Linked DNA regions of Homo sapiens: region 2 is linked to region 1. Evidence: chromatin contacts called from ENCODE Hi-C or POLR2A ChIA-PET data. All regions are on one chromosome and are shown on one strand. The core of a region is the stretch at or near the end of the contact, and the rest is flanking DNA. Distances in the headings are between cores, read along the strand shown.

What was found. Hi-C counts contacts between places; a loop is a spot of excess contacts on that map. ChIA-PET counts read pairs that join two places held with the same protein, here RNA polymerase II (POLR2A). Pooled maps may share reads with other maps.
Region 2: a map of naive thymus-derived CD4-positive, alpha-beta T cell shows a loop between it and region 1 (7-fold over the local background). The contact joins the promoter of TGIF1 here to the promoter of LINC00526 in region 1. A Hi-C loop is called at or near these places in 1 of 168 maps with a recorded cell type or tissue (naive thymus-derived CD4-positive, alpha-beta T cell), 2 of 37 single-sample maps with no recorded cell type and 12 of 50 pooled maps. POLR2A ChIA-PET finds 5 or more read pairs at or near these places in 1 of 52 experiments (naive thymus-derived CD4-positive, alpha-beta T cell).

Annotation. Positions count from the first base shown.
Region 1 is chr18:5,234,626-5,240,833 of GRCh38, reverse strand. It overlaps LINC00526 (long intergenic non-protein coding RNA 526), which reads left to right and starts at 2,805. Exons shown (of 1, transcript NR_026849.1): 1 at 2,805-4,110. LINC00667 (long intergenic non-protein coding RNA 667) reads right to left here and starts at 2,734. Exons shown (of 3, transcript NR_015389.1): 1 at 1,785-2,734. It also overlaps the pseudogene LOC100422274. RefSeq lists an enhancer at 2,219-2,398 and a silencer at 2,619-2,788.
Region 2 is chr18:3,445,433-3,451,640 of GRCh38, reverse strand. It overlaps TGIF1 (TGFB induced factor homeobox 1), which reads right to left and starts at 1,469. Exons shown (of 3, transcript NM_003244.4): 1 at 1,136-1,469. The coding sequence starts at 1,151. It overlaps LOC124904237 (a long non-coding RNA gene), which reads left to right and starts at 985. Exons shown (of 2, transcript XR_007066269.1): 1 at 985-1,109; 2 at 4,455-4,635. RefSeq lists enhancers at 1-152, 2,240-2,429, 2,017-2,636, 2,530-2,669, 2,637-3,258 and silencers at 730-779, 1,420-1,579, 1,610-1,719, 3,380-3,449.

The sequences.
Region 1 (6,208 bases), core at 1,556-4,055:
TTAGCCAGAAAGACCTGGATGTGGAGGTTAAAGCCACACAAATGGATAAACTGGAATTAAAAAGCATGAGGAGCTTTCCATGAAAAATGCCTGGAGATGGGGAAAATCATGGATGGGATTGTAACCCAGGTGATGGAGGTGTCTCAGAAACAGAGGAAGCTTGCCAAAGCTGAAATCCAGAAGGTTCTGAAAGAAAAAAAAAATCAAGACCAACTTACTAGACGTGAACTCCACGAAAAAAAAATCTCATCTTTTCAAGGGATTTGAGAAGCAGGAAGCTAGTGAAGCCTACTACAAAAATGAATAATGGCTAAAATTATTATGCTAAGCATTACATATTAGGAAGACCAGAGATACCAAGCATTAAAAGCCCACACATAAAAGAAACCCAATCTAGTAAATGAGGAAATTATGCAGGTCCAGAGGAAGACCTGAGTGGATGACTTGGCTCTTCCAGGTGAGCCTGATAAACAGGTATGGATCCGTTCCCTTGAGAGCATTCAGCAGAAAATAAAAGACTAAAGAAAATGATAAACTGATCAGAATCTGTAATTACCTGTTTTCAGAAGTATAAAAACCTAAAATCACTGACCAGTGACCTTCTGTCCCTCCATGTAACTCCATCTCTACAAGCAAGCCTTGTGTACCTTCTCAAAAAAAAAAGACATCTGTATGAGATATTTTGACTTTCATGTTCTGACTTATAAAATGGTGACGGCGAGCTTTCATTAGAAAATCCGTGTATTCTATCAAATGTATGCTCTTGTGAGGTTTACTGAAAAAAACTTGTTTTTTCCTTTGGTGGTGGTATCCTGTAGGTTTTTTACTATGGAGGAAAAAAAAAAACGCTGCTTTGAAACTGTCAGTAAATACGATCAAGACTCAATTTAAAACGGGACTCAAGCGTAGTTCATATGAGGCCAAGTTAATGGGGAGTTCCTTAGGAACTTTTGTAATACTAACTGGCAATAAAATAACTGCTACAACATGTCTTTATTTCGTCTTTCAAAAACAGTGTTTTCCCCTATCATCTTTAGGTAGATAAACTGTCCACGAAGGAGAGAGTGATCAGTTTATCTTAACATAAAGATTCCTAACTAGGAATTCAAAAAGATACTTCAGTGGGACGATATTGATCATCAGAATGACAAACCCATGAACGTTTTAGGAAAGGCAGTTTCAGATTTTTCTCCTTAGAGGGTTTCAAGAAACCCCTTGATTGAGAGGAGGGCACATATCCTCCTCTTACCTTCTTTGTTCCCAAAAGAGACTCAAAGAATTGTGAACCAAACTTTCATAATATAAAGTCTCTAATTACCTGAGAAAACTGCAGCCCAAAAATCTAAAGTGGCTTACCCAAAGTGAGGAAGTTAATACTATTCCTTTTAGTCCAAGAGAATAATGCCAACTGGATACAGCTCAAAGACTGCACCATTCCCATTATTTTTTGCCATTAGTTACGTTTAATTTTAAATATACCATCTTTGGCAGCAAAAATCAAGCTGGGCTTTCCTTCTCCTTTATAAATTGCATATATTTTTAACATATATTAACACTTTAAAACCGTGGGGTGGAAAGTTTAAAATGCCATAAAATAAGAATCATATATGCATTCTTTACACTGTAAAGCATTTTACCAGACATTAGAATCTGCATTCAGAATTCTTTCTCAGAACGTAAGTGTTCTTGAAGACATATATTTTGTCTTACTAATCTGTTTCTTCCAAGCACTACTGTACTAGGCATACGGTAAAGATATACATTCAAGTTTTAAAAGTAAATACTTTTTCCTGGTAGTGGCCAGGGCCTGCGTTCCTCAGACCAAAAGGCGCAAACTGGCATTGCTGTGATTTCAGAAGAGAAGTGAAATGTATAAAACGAAGTAATTCTGGGGAAGGAAAATGTCACAATTTTTCTTCAGTGTTGTCAGGCACACTAACCCGGGAAGCCGTCTCTGGGCCTGAACTATCCAAATTAGTGTCCGAGGAAGTGTGACAAATGCAGGCCCTTCCAAGTTTGACCCTGATTCTCAAAGGTGGCCAAAAGCCGTCTCTAGAAACGGCGGTGGCAGCGGCGTGATTCTGGGAGGTCCATTCAACTTTTAACAGGTCCTGGGCAGTGACCGGGTTGCTGGGCAGTGCAAAGGCATAGAGATTGGCGAGAACAGGCGGCGATCAAGCTTCCCAGCGAGGGTCAAAGTCCAGCAGCTTGGAACTAGTGAGCCGGGCTTGTAGGAGTGAAGCGGCTCGCGCGGGCCCGGCCGGCAGCCGCTCCCCAGACACCGGGGATCCGGCCCGACTGTTTCCTACCCACGACGGCGAAGACCCGCTACAGCGCGTCCACGAAGCCCCAGTACTGAGCCAGGACGGGGCTCTCCCTCTCGATGTAGGCGACTACGAACTGCTCCGCCAGCCGGTGAGGCAGCTAATTAAGAAAGCCACCTTCAGGATGTCTTTCGAGAATCTAGCCTCGAAGAAAGTCATGTAAGAGAACGCCTGCATCAAAAAGTCGGGAGGCCGGGCGGAGTCGCCGTTAAACGTCCAGGGAAAGCCACCAGGTGGGCCGGCGAACGCTCCCGGGCCAGCAGGTAGGCTTTCTCGCACAGCAGCCCCCGCACCCGGTCCGTAAGCTCGTTGTTCTCCCTGCGCCGGGCATGGTTCTAGGTCAGGAGGTCCTACATCATGACAGCCAACGCGTCCATCCTGCGCCTCCCCGCAGGCCTTGCTCCCCGCTCGGTCCCTCCCGGCCGCGGCGCTGCCGGAAGTGCGTGTCGGCGCGGGGGCGGATCCCGGTGGCGGCGAGGGGCGGACTCCGCGGACAAGGCCAGGCCTAGCCTTGAGCTCCGTCGGGCAGGGCCGCCGGGATTGGTGTCCGGCAGAGCGTGAGCCCAGCGGGCTGGAGTCGGCGAGCGGGAGTGAAAGAAGAAAAGCTAGAGAGCGAAGGCAAAGCCCGAGGAGAGAGGGCCGCGGTCGGCGGAGGAATCTGACTGCACGGTTGCGTGCGCTCACTCCCGGAGGGCTCCCTCAGGCGGGCGGCTCCGCTAGTGGCTAAAGGCAAAGCATTCCGGGGCGCGGCGCATGAAGTTGAGCTTCGTCCCTGCTAGCCGCCGCTTTCTCCCCAAAAATACATCCTAGCCTTAATGTTTATGCCTCCATTGCCCCAGTTCTTATCTGTTTTGCTCAATGTCTCATAGCTACAAGAAGGCAATTTCTGACGAAGCCCTCCGTCCCTTCCAAATGGATTATTTTGGCGGGCTTCCACCCGGACAGTATGCCACCCGAATGACTGGACAAGTGCACGGGAGCGGCTGTCATTTGCGGAGTGCGCCTTGCGATCTAGGCGCCTCACAGCGCAAATTATCCAGTAATTTCTCTGAAATCGATGCTGGTTTGTTTTCCCAAGGCAAATCAGCAGCTTATACAGACATTGGGGCCACAAAGCCGGTGGAACAACGGGAGACGGCTTCCTGAGTGTCAGGTCCTCCAAGATGAGCTTAAACTTCGGGTGGTGGGCAGGCTCGGTAGGCGGGAAAGGCCCGTGTCCAGATGAATGCAGTCCATGTTTATATTGATGAAAGACACGTATACCATTTGGTCCAGCTCAACCATTCTTAACAAGTGCTGGCTGTGAGCACTGGTGTGTGTGTGCCTGCGTGCAACCAGCAATGTAAGTGATGACCAGCTGCATGATGCCTTAATTTGAGTGGACAAAGTCGGTCAAGAACCACTTTCAGGCTTCTGGGTCTCCAAGTCTTTGTCTCCCTGTATCCAAACGAGGCATTCCAAGTTTGACAGCATGGAACATTGCATGTCCGAAATACCAACCGTGAAACTGGGTAAAAAGCTTCAGGAGGTGATATTGATGTGTATAGTTTAGGAAATAAAACCCAATACTTACTTCAAAGAACGTAATTTGTGGCTTTTTAGAGAGAAGGATACTTTGACAGTTTTCATTTGTCGTCTACATGTATATGGTACGTTTCATTCTGCCTTTTAATTAATTTGGTATTTTACTATGAAAACTACTTTGTATTAATAAAATAATGTATTTCCAATGTTATAAGTTGTGTTATAACAGTTTCAAAAGCCAAATAAACAAGATGCATTTTGATATCAATTGTTTAAAACGCGTATTTTGAGGAAGAACAAATTCATACTCAAAAAAGTTATCTTTGGGTGGAGTATTGTGGAAAATTTTTACTTTATACATTTCTAGGTTTCTGAAGTGACTGTATTCATTTTATAATTATAGAAACAAGACGTTAAATCCAGAAAACAAAACTTAAGCTTAACCAACTAGAAACTGTCAACCAACTTCTCACTAGGGACTTCCCAATTTAACCAAATATTTTTATTTGTTTTGTGTCTGCAAACATCTTACAAAAGTTTTCCCTTTTTGCCTCCACAGTGGAGCACTGAACTGCTTGTGGTCTAGTGCTGACTGATTCATGAATCACTGGATGCTCAAATAAACTCTAAATTAAAAAAGACATTAAATGAAAGAAAAAGTTAAGAAAATAGAAATGCTTTCCATTTTTTAACAAATGCTTAAACGGAAGGAAGGATGCATGCAGAGGTTAAGTAAGACTGCGTTTCAGATCTGAGGCTCGATCTGAAGAACATGTAGTATATGCCTATTCCTTTATAGCTAGACGTTATTTTCTTTGCTGAGGGAAAAGGAACATGTCATTATATTCAACTCTTCTAAAAAAGGAAAGCCATCTACCGAGTCAGTATAATTTATGGAATTTATCTGGAGCTAAAGGTAGTATCAAAATGCCATTTAAAGTTGCAAAGCCAAAATGAACTCTTACTTTGTCCTTTATAATTTACATGAAATTTATGAAGCAAATAACGAGACTAGGCAGTCATGCTCAAAACACTCAGGATGTGCCTACCACTGACTAATGATAGCTACATATATTCTTTTGTAGGTATATATTAGAAAATAAAATTTTAAAACAACGTGGCCAGATATATGACAGATCTTCAATAGGTATGCAATGTCTGTTTTTAAGTAATGAAACAAAGCAAACACTCCTGAATCTATGGCCCATATGAAGACCTAGATTGTTGAATTTACTGTTATTCCCCTATCCCATCTTTACAGAGTTAACCACTAACCTGAGATTTGGGTTAATCATTATCATACCTGTTTTATTTTTTAAGTGTAGTTTTATATCTATCGATCAAGATCTATATATCTACATACTTTTAAAAGTATGGTTTACATATAAGTATAGTGCACACACATATATGTGTGCTTAATGTTGCTTGTTTCTGAGATTTATACAATTAGTATGACTTTCAGATTTCTGCAACTTGCTTCACTAATTCAAGATTGTTTCTATCATTCCTCCAAGTTGTGCCATGTAGTATTAGTTCATTTCTTCTTGTTGATACATAATATACTACTATGAATATACCATAGTTTATGTGCCGATTTTCCTGATGTTTGGACTGTCTCTAACCTTTTGCTATTACAATTATATGATTATTCTTTATATGTCTTCTGGTGCACATGTTAAGAATATTTGTAGGGCATATATTTAGGAGTGGAATTGCTGGGTTAGAGGGCATGTGGTGATGCTACAGTGTTTTCTAAAATAGTTGTTTCTACTATTGTAGTTGTTTAAAATACAATATTTTAAAAAGTTTATACTTTTACCAACACTTGGTACTTTCAGAACTCTTAAATTTGCCAATGTAGTAGGAGTAAAGCTATAGCTAATGAGTTGTTTTAATTTGTACTTTCTTGATTATTAGTGTGGCTGAGCATCTTTTCATATGTCTTCAGGTACTGCTTGTTCTGTGCCATGCTTGTTCATGCATTTTATCTGTTTCATGGAGGTGTTTTTCCCCCTAATCAATTTGCAAGAGTTCTTGGACATATCTTGGACATGAAACTTTTGTCAGTTATGTGGATTGAATATCTCCAAGATTGTGGCTTTCCTTTATAATTTGTTTTTATATCTTTTGATGAGTAGAAATTACTTTGATTTAGTTGAATTTATCTATCTTCTCTTGTGTTTAACATTTTTAAAATGGCTTTAAACTCTTCCAACCTCAAAGTAAAAAAAAAATTCTGCACTTCTTTTTTAAAGCTTTAAAGTCTTGCCTTTTTATTTTAAGTCTTGGAATTAACATTTTGTGAGATCAGATCCAATTATTTTGTCTTTCTTCTTATTTATTTATTTTTGGACACAAGG
Region 2 (6,208 bases), core at 220-2,719, 1.8 Mb after region 1:
GGCTACCCCCCAGGAACGCCCCGCAGCGGGCCGGGTCTGAAAGAATGTGGAGTTCCAAACTCCAGGCGGCTCCCGGGCATGCGCAGTAGCGCCGCCCCTCCCGTCCGCTTCCCGAGTGATTAACTTCTGTTTTGAACCACTCCACATAAATCACGACAGAAACGCCACCTCCAGCCCACAGCGGAACACTCGGGGGACCTCCCAGCCAGGGACTCAATTTTTGTTAACTTCAAAAGGGACTTCACACTCTGACCTTTCGGGGTGTTTTGTGTGGTTTCTCCACCCCCCGTCCCCCTCCGGTGTATTTTGTTTTTAAACCAAACTGACGGCAAGTTTTAGTTGTAAAGCTTCCAGAACACTTCGTGGAAACAATGACAGCCTTGCTCTTTGCACTTACAACCAAGCCTGCTTGTCACATTTGGACGCATTTTGACTGCATGCCGCTTGAAGCTGCTGGCCCTGGGTGCTAACTCTTCCTCCTGCCCCAAAATTCATCGTGGGAAAACTTTTAGAGACTGGGGATTTGTAAAAGTCTAGCTTTCCAAAGCTGTTTACACCCGAGGGCGATGAGGGGGTCCAGAATCGCATTCCTTCGATCGTAAAAACACCACATCCCTAAAGAACAGTGCTAGGGCCCGGCTGGGAGTAGGGGGGCGGCGGGGGCGGGGGCGGGGGGAGCCTAGGAGTGGAACTTTCAGACAAAGCCGCGGCGGTCCCGCGGCCCCGGCCGCCTGGGTCCGGATCGGGAAAAACGAGGGGCTGGGTCCTCCCTACTCGGACCCCATATCCCCAGCACGCGAGAAAGAGCGAGAAGCCACGCGGCGGCTGGGCCGAGCGTGGGGTGTCGGCGGAGACAATGAAACTTGCAGGCGCACAAACAAGGCGCTGAGCGTGTTTCTTGACAACGTGCCAGCAGCGTGGAGAGGCTCGCCCCACAACAGCCCCTCGTGTTGTGTCTAGCAGGAAAACAGCCGCTGCCGTTTCAGACGCAGCCTCAACAAAGAGCACGGCCGCCACTCCAGCATGAGAGCCCCTGGGCGGAAAAGTCCACCAAGTGACTCCGCGCGGCGCGGCCCGGCCAGCACGTTTCCCCGGACTCGCGTCTTCTGGTGCGCGCAGCCCGCGGCCGCCTTACCTTTCTTGCCTTTCATTCTGGATCTCCCCTCCCAGCGCGAGGCAAGGCGGGGGTCTGGAGGGGCCAGGAGCGGGGACACAGGGGATAAGCGAACGTCTCCTTCACAGCCGACTCTCCCGTAACTTGTAGGACGTGCTCCAGCCGTTATTGCTAAACAGGACGCTCTGATCCCAGGCGCCCGCTCCTTGGGTGGAATTCAAGTGACACTTGGGCTTCCTCCCGCCGGGATCTTCTGGCAGCCGGCCGGGGGCTCTCCCTCGCCCAACTCTCTCCCCTCCCCTCTCCGCTCCTTTGTTCCCTGCTCCTGCTCGGCGCACCTCGGCGCTGTCAGAGTGAGAGAGGCGAGGAGGGAAGGTACAGGAGGTCCTGCCTCCGCCCCCAGCCGCCCGCCCCGTCCCCCTCCCGCCCCGCCGCTCCTCCGCCCCTCCCCCGCACCTTCCAGCCGGGAAGACTGGACCGAGCGCGGCGGCCGCTGTCACTCGTCCCTCGGGGGCGGCGGTGCGGACGCGGGGGGTGGCCGGGTCCAGAAACACGATCCTTTCCGCCTGCCGCGCACGGACCGCCCGCATCCCTCGCCCGGCGGTGGGGGCACCAGCCGAGCGCCCCAGGTTTCTCCCTTGGGCCTTTCTTCCCGGGGCTGGCGAGGGTGCGTTTGGTTCGGAAACTGCAACAGATGGAAAAAAGGACACCTCCCTCCTTCCCTCCTCCACCCCCGGGAAGAAAAGCCTCCCCGTCTCGTTTTTGACAGCTGCCCCGAACTCTACTGGCCCTGCTCTAGCCGCACGAGACAGCCGCCTCTGATTCAAGGGGCGGGGCACGGGAGGAAAAGTATTCGAGACAAGAACCAACTTCTTCCAGAATGCGCGGCTGCCATTGACACGCGGGCGCGGCGCGGCGCACCCTTCTCCTCCCGGGGCTCTTCCTCCAGCAGCGACAGTGGGAGGTCGGCGGGGGTGGGGCGGGGGGGAATGATGAGACACAGCCTAAACGAACGTCTGTTCCCCCGGGCTAAAGCTGCGAGTTCCGGACTGGATTGCAAGGCAGTTTCGAAATCTGACACGTTGCGGACAGACACTTGTCACGCTCACATGCTCTTTAAACGTCTCTGCCCGGGGACGGCCGGGCGCGCGCCTGCCTCACCAAGACTCCGCCTGACACCCCGAGTCGCCGAACCCCGGCAGCGGCCACTTTTATAGCTAAGGGGTGACCACGCCGTGCCTGCTCGTCTGTTTCGGTCAACAGTGTCTACTCTTCGGATTGGAACCCTGCTAGGGGATCCCTCCTCCCATTTCAAACAGAAACTAGCCATTAAGTAAACACCCGTTCCTGTTGGCTTATTTTGGTCCACAGTTAGGAGGGATCCAACAGGAGTTTCTTGATGAAATTGCGCTTTCAAAGACCAGATGCTGTTTGGCTGACTTGAAGAAACGCATGCCCCCTCCTCTGGTTCTAGTTTTCGCGTGGTTACGTCCTGTTGTTTTGAAGCAAACGAACTGTCACATGCCACACAATGAGACTTCCCCCATCACTTTAAAAAAAGGAAAGAAAAGCCCTAAACGTAAATAAGCCTAGCAGAGACAGCGCCCGGGTCTGCCTCCAGTCTGGGCTCTGTGCTGTTTTTGTTCGGTAACCTCGGTGGAGATCCCGGCAGAAGAAACTCTGTGGAAATAAGATTAAACCCGAGGAGTACTAAGACGGCCAAGGGATAACTAACTCGACTTCGGAGCGTCTGTTTCAGGAACTAGAGCTAGCCTGCCACCCTCCCTCAAAAAAAAAAAAAAAAAAAAAGACACCCCCGCCCCTAGAATGCGTGGAGGCCAGAGTTTAAAAAGCCTGGGTGGTTTTTCCAATTACAGGACTAAAATGAATCAACAGGGAAAAAAAGCGTCTCTCTAAGAAGGCAGCAACCTTACGATTTTTTTCTTCTGTGGTTTGCTGACTGCTCGGGACAGAAGAGAACACACACCTAAAACGGCTCGGGGGGAGCGCGGTCCTGGGGACAAGCCACCCGCCCGGACGCTGCCCTGCAACTGCCGGGAGCACAGTTCCTTCCCGGACCTGGCTGCAGATGAATCAGCTGCTGCGCCCGGTGCGGGACAGATGTGGCGCAGGGAGGGGGCCAGCGCCCCCGCCGCCCGTTAGAGGGGGCCGCCTCGCTATTTCGTTTGAAGGGTTGTCTGTGGCTGGGATTGGTGGCTCCTATCCGCTGGGGAGCCGGGAGCGGAGGGAGGAGAGACGCAGGGAGGAGGAGCCGGGGGCTGGGCGACGCTGCGACTCCGCGGCCTGAGTGGCAGGAGCCTCGTCTGGAACCGGGCGGTTACTGGGGAGACGCTTTGTTTGCTAACTTCGAAAGCGGCTTCGGCTGCCTCGGCCGCTTTCGAAGCCACTCCACAAAACACGCCTTCGGTCGGTTTAACCCTACCTCCCCCCCCGCCCGCTTTAGCCAGCTCGAGACAAAAATGTTTCCCTCTTCCCCGTGGTTCTCCTTGGCCACGCGGTGGCTCTCATTATGTACACAAAGGTAGCTTTGCTTTCGTCCAAGTGGACTTGGCTAATGACTGCGATTCTCAGGCAACCGAGATGGGAACCGAGAATTGGAAAGGGTTTATAGCTTGAAAACAAACTTTCCAGGAGAAGGGGGGAGGGGCGGAGACAATTGAAAGCCTCTTTCGAATTAGGGGGAGGAAAAAACGGAGATGTGAACTCACCTTGGCTAGAAGTCAGGCTTGATCGGGCCAATGCACAACTTTTGCCCGAGCAAGTCATATCCAAACGGTTGTTAAAGCTGGCGAGGCACTCCAAAGAGAAACACTGGCACAATTCTGTGATGTAGCGAAAGCTTACAGCCCAACCGCTCCCGTAGATGCACCCCCACTGCCTCCCCCCAGCCAACGCTGATCTCAAACTTGTTTGGAGTTTCGGATTCTTGGTGCATTCTGGGAAGAAAGTGCCTAGGGTCAGCGCAACGTAACAAAGGGAACAGCCTCAAAAAAGTGGGCTTCAGATACCAGCAATTGCTTAGGGTATTTTTTGTTGATTCGTTTTTCTCGAGGTGGAAAAACAAGTTTCATTTCTAGCTCTGTCAGTCCCTTCCAGTCTCGGGGCCTTGCTATAAAACGGATTCAATGACTTTTAAGATTCTTTCCAGTGCTTTTTTTTTTTTTTTAAAGTATATAGATTCAAATTTGCTACATATTATTTGCTGATTCATATGAATGTTACTTGAATTGGGAAATTGCTTGAGTAAAATTGAGGCGTTGCTTGGTGCTGGCGGAGGCTACTGATAAACGTTTTTCACCATTATTTTTTTTCTCTCCAGGCACACATAGTTCCTTTTGGCGTCTTATCTTCTGAAGCTGCCTCAAGGCCAAGCAAAGAAAGTTGTTAAAAAGTTAAGTTACTTTTCACAGCCTGCAAACCCTTCAAAGGCAAGAACTCAAATAGAAACTTGGAAAGGCAGATAAGCCAGAAAAGTGTACTAATAAACGCACTTAATATGATTATTTTTTGATGCCAGGTCCACCAAGTGAAGATTGGAGGATGTATTTGTTTCTTCTACTCAACAACAATTGATAAAGCATGAGTTCCATCAAGGACTGTGTTCTAGGTGGAGAAAGGGTGACTCACCCAGTCATTGGATCTCTTTCACTTCCAGTCTCTGGAAGGCAGATATCTTTATAAAATATGCAGACAGCTAGGCTCTAAACACTGGACAAGAGGTCTGTAATCATCCAGTCACATCTCAGGTCAGAGGGTCTTGGACTGCTTAAGAAAGAGCTGACCATTGTCTTAAGAACCTGGGGTGGCCTAGAGCCATCTTGAGGTGATTTTATCAGCCCCATCAGGATAATTCTCCTCAGCTTCCTTGCATGAATAGTGTAACTGGTGCTACTACTTTTGTTTTTAGTCACTTTTCCTAGCCTGCACTTCCCTTCCCGGCCCTCCTTTTTCCTCTGTAGCCAAGTCATCACTTCTCTTTACCTAAATGAGTTTTGGAATCCAGGGGATAAAACGAAAAGATAGGCAGGGCGCTGTGGCTCACACCTGTAATCCCACCACTTTGGGAGGCCGAGGTGGGTGGATCACCTGAGGTCAGGAGTTTGAGACCAGCCTGACCAATATGGTGAAACCCCATCTCTACTAAAAATACAAAAATTAGCCGGGCGTGGTGGCGTGTGACTGTAGTCCCAGCTACTTGGGAGGCTGAGACAGGAGGGTTGCTTGAACCTGGGAGACAGAGGTTGCAGAAAGCTGAGATCGTGCCATTGCACTCCAGCCTGGGTGACAGAGCAAGACTCTGTCTCAAAAACAAAAACAAAAAAACGGAAAGATAATTCCTTGAGCACAAGCTTCACTCTCCTTATTCTCAACATCTGTGTCTGTATTATTCTTTACAGTTTATGAAACACTTATTTAATCTCACTTAATGCCCAAACTAGTGATGTTAGTTATTTTTTTTAAAAAGTCAAGATCACTTAACACATCCAAATATAACAAAGTTAAAAGGCATAAAACTGGGTACCCAACATAAATTATCTGATTATAAATCAAGTGGTCTCTGGGAAATCTTGTCATTTCAGAAGGTCAGATGGATGTGGAGGGCAGAAACTAACCTCAGATTATGCCAGGGACGCCAGGGCCTCCTGAACACTGTGGGGGGTTGTGCTCTGAAATCTACCTCCAGTTTTACAAGAAGCTCTCTTCCAATCTGTCTGCGCTTTTTTTTTTTTTTTTTTTTTTGCTTTTCTTCTCTTTTTTTTTTTTTTTTTTTTTTTTTTTTTTGAGACAGAGTCTTGCTCTGTCACCCAGGCTGGAGTGCAGTGGCGCAATCTCGGCTCACTGCAAGCTCTGCCTCCTGGGTTCACGCCATTCTCCTGCCTCAGCCTCCCGAGTAGCTGGGACCACAGGCACCTGCCACCACGCCCGTCTAATTTTTTGTGTTTTTAGTAGAGACAGGGTTTCACCATGTTAGCCAGGATGGTCTCGATATCCTGACCTCATGATCCGCCCGCCTCAGCCTCCCAAAGTGCTGGGATTACAGGCGTGAGCCACTACGCCCGGCCTTCTTCTCAT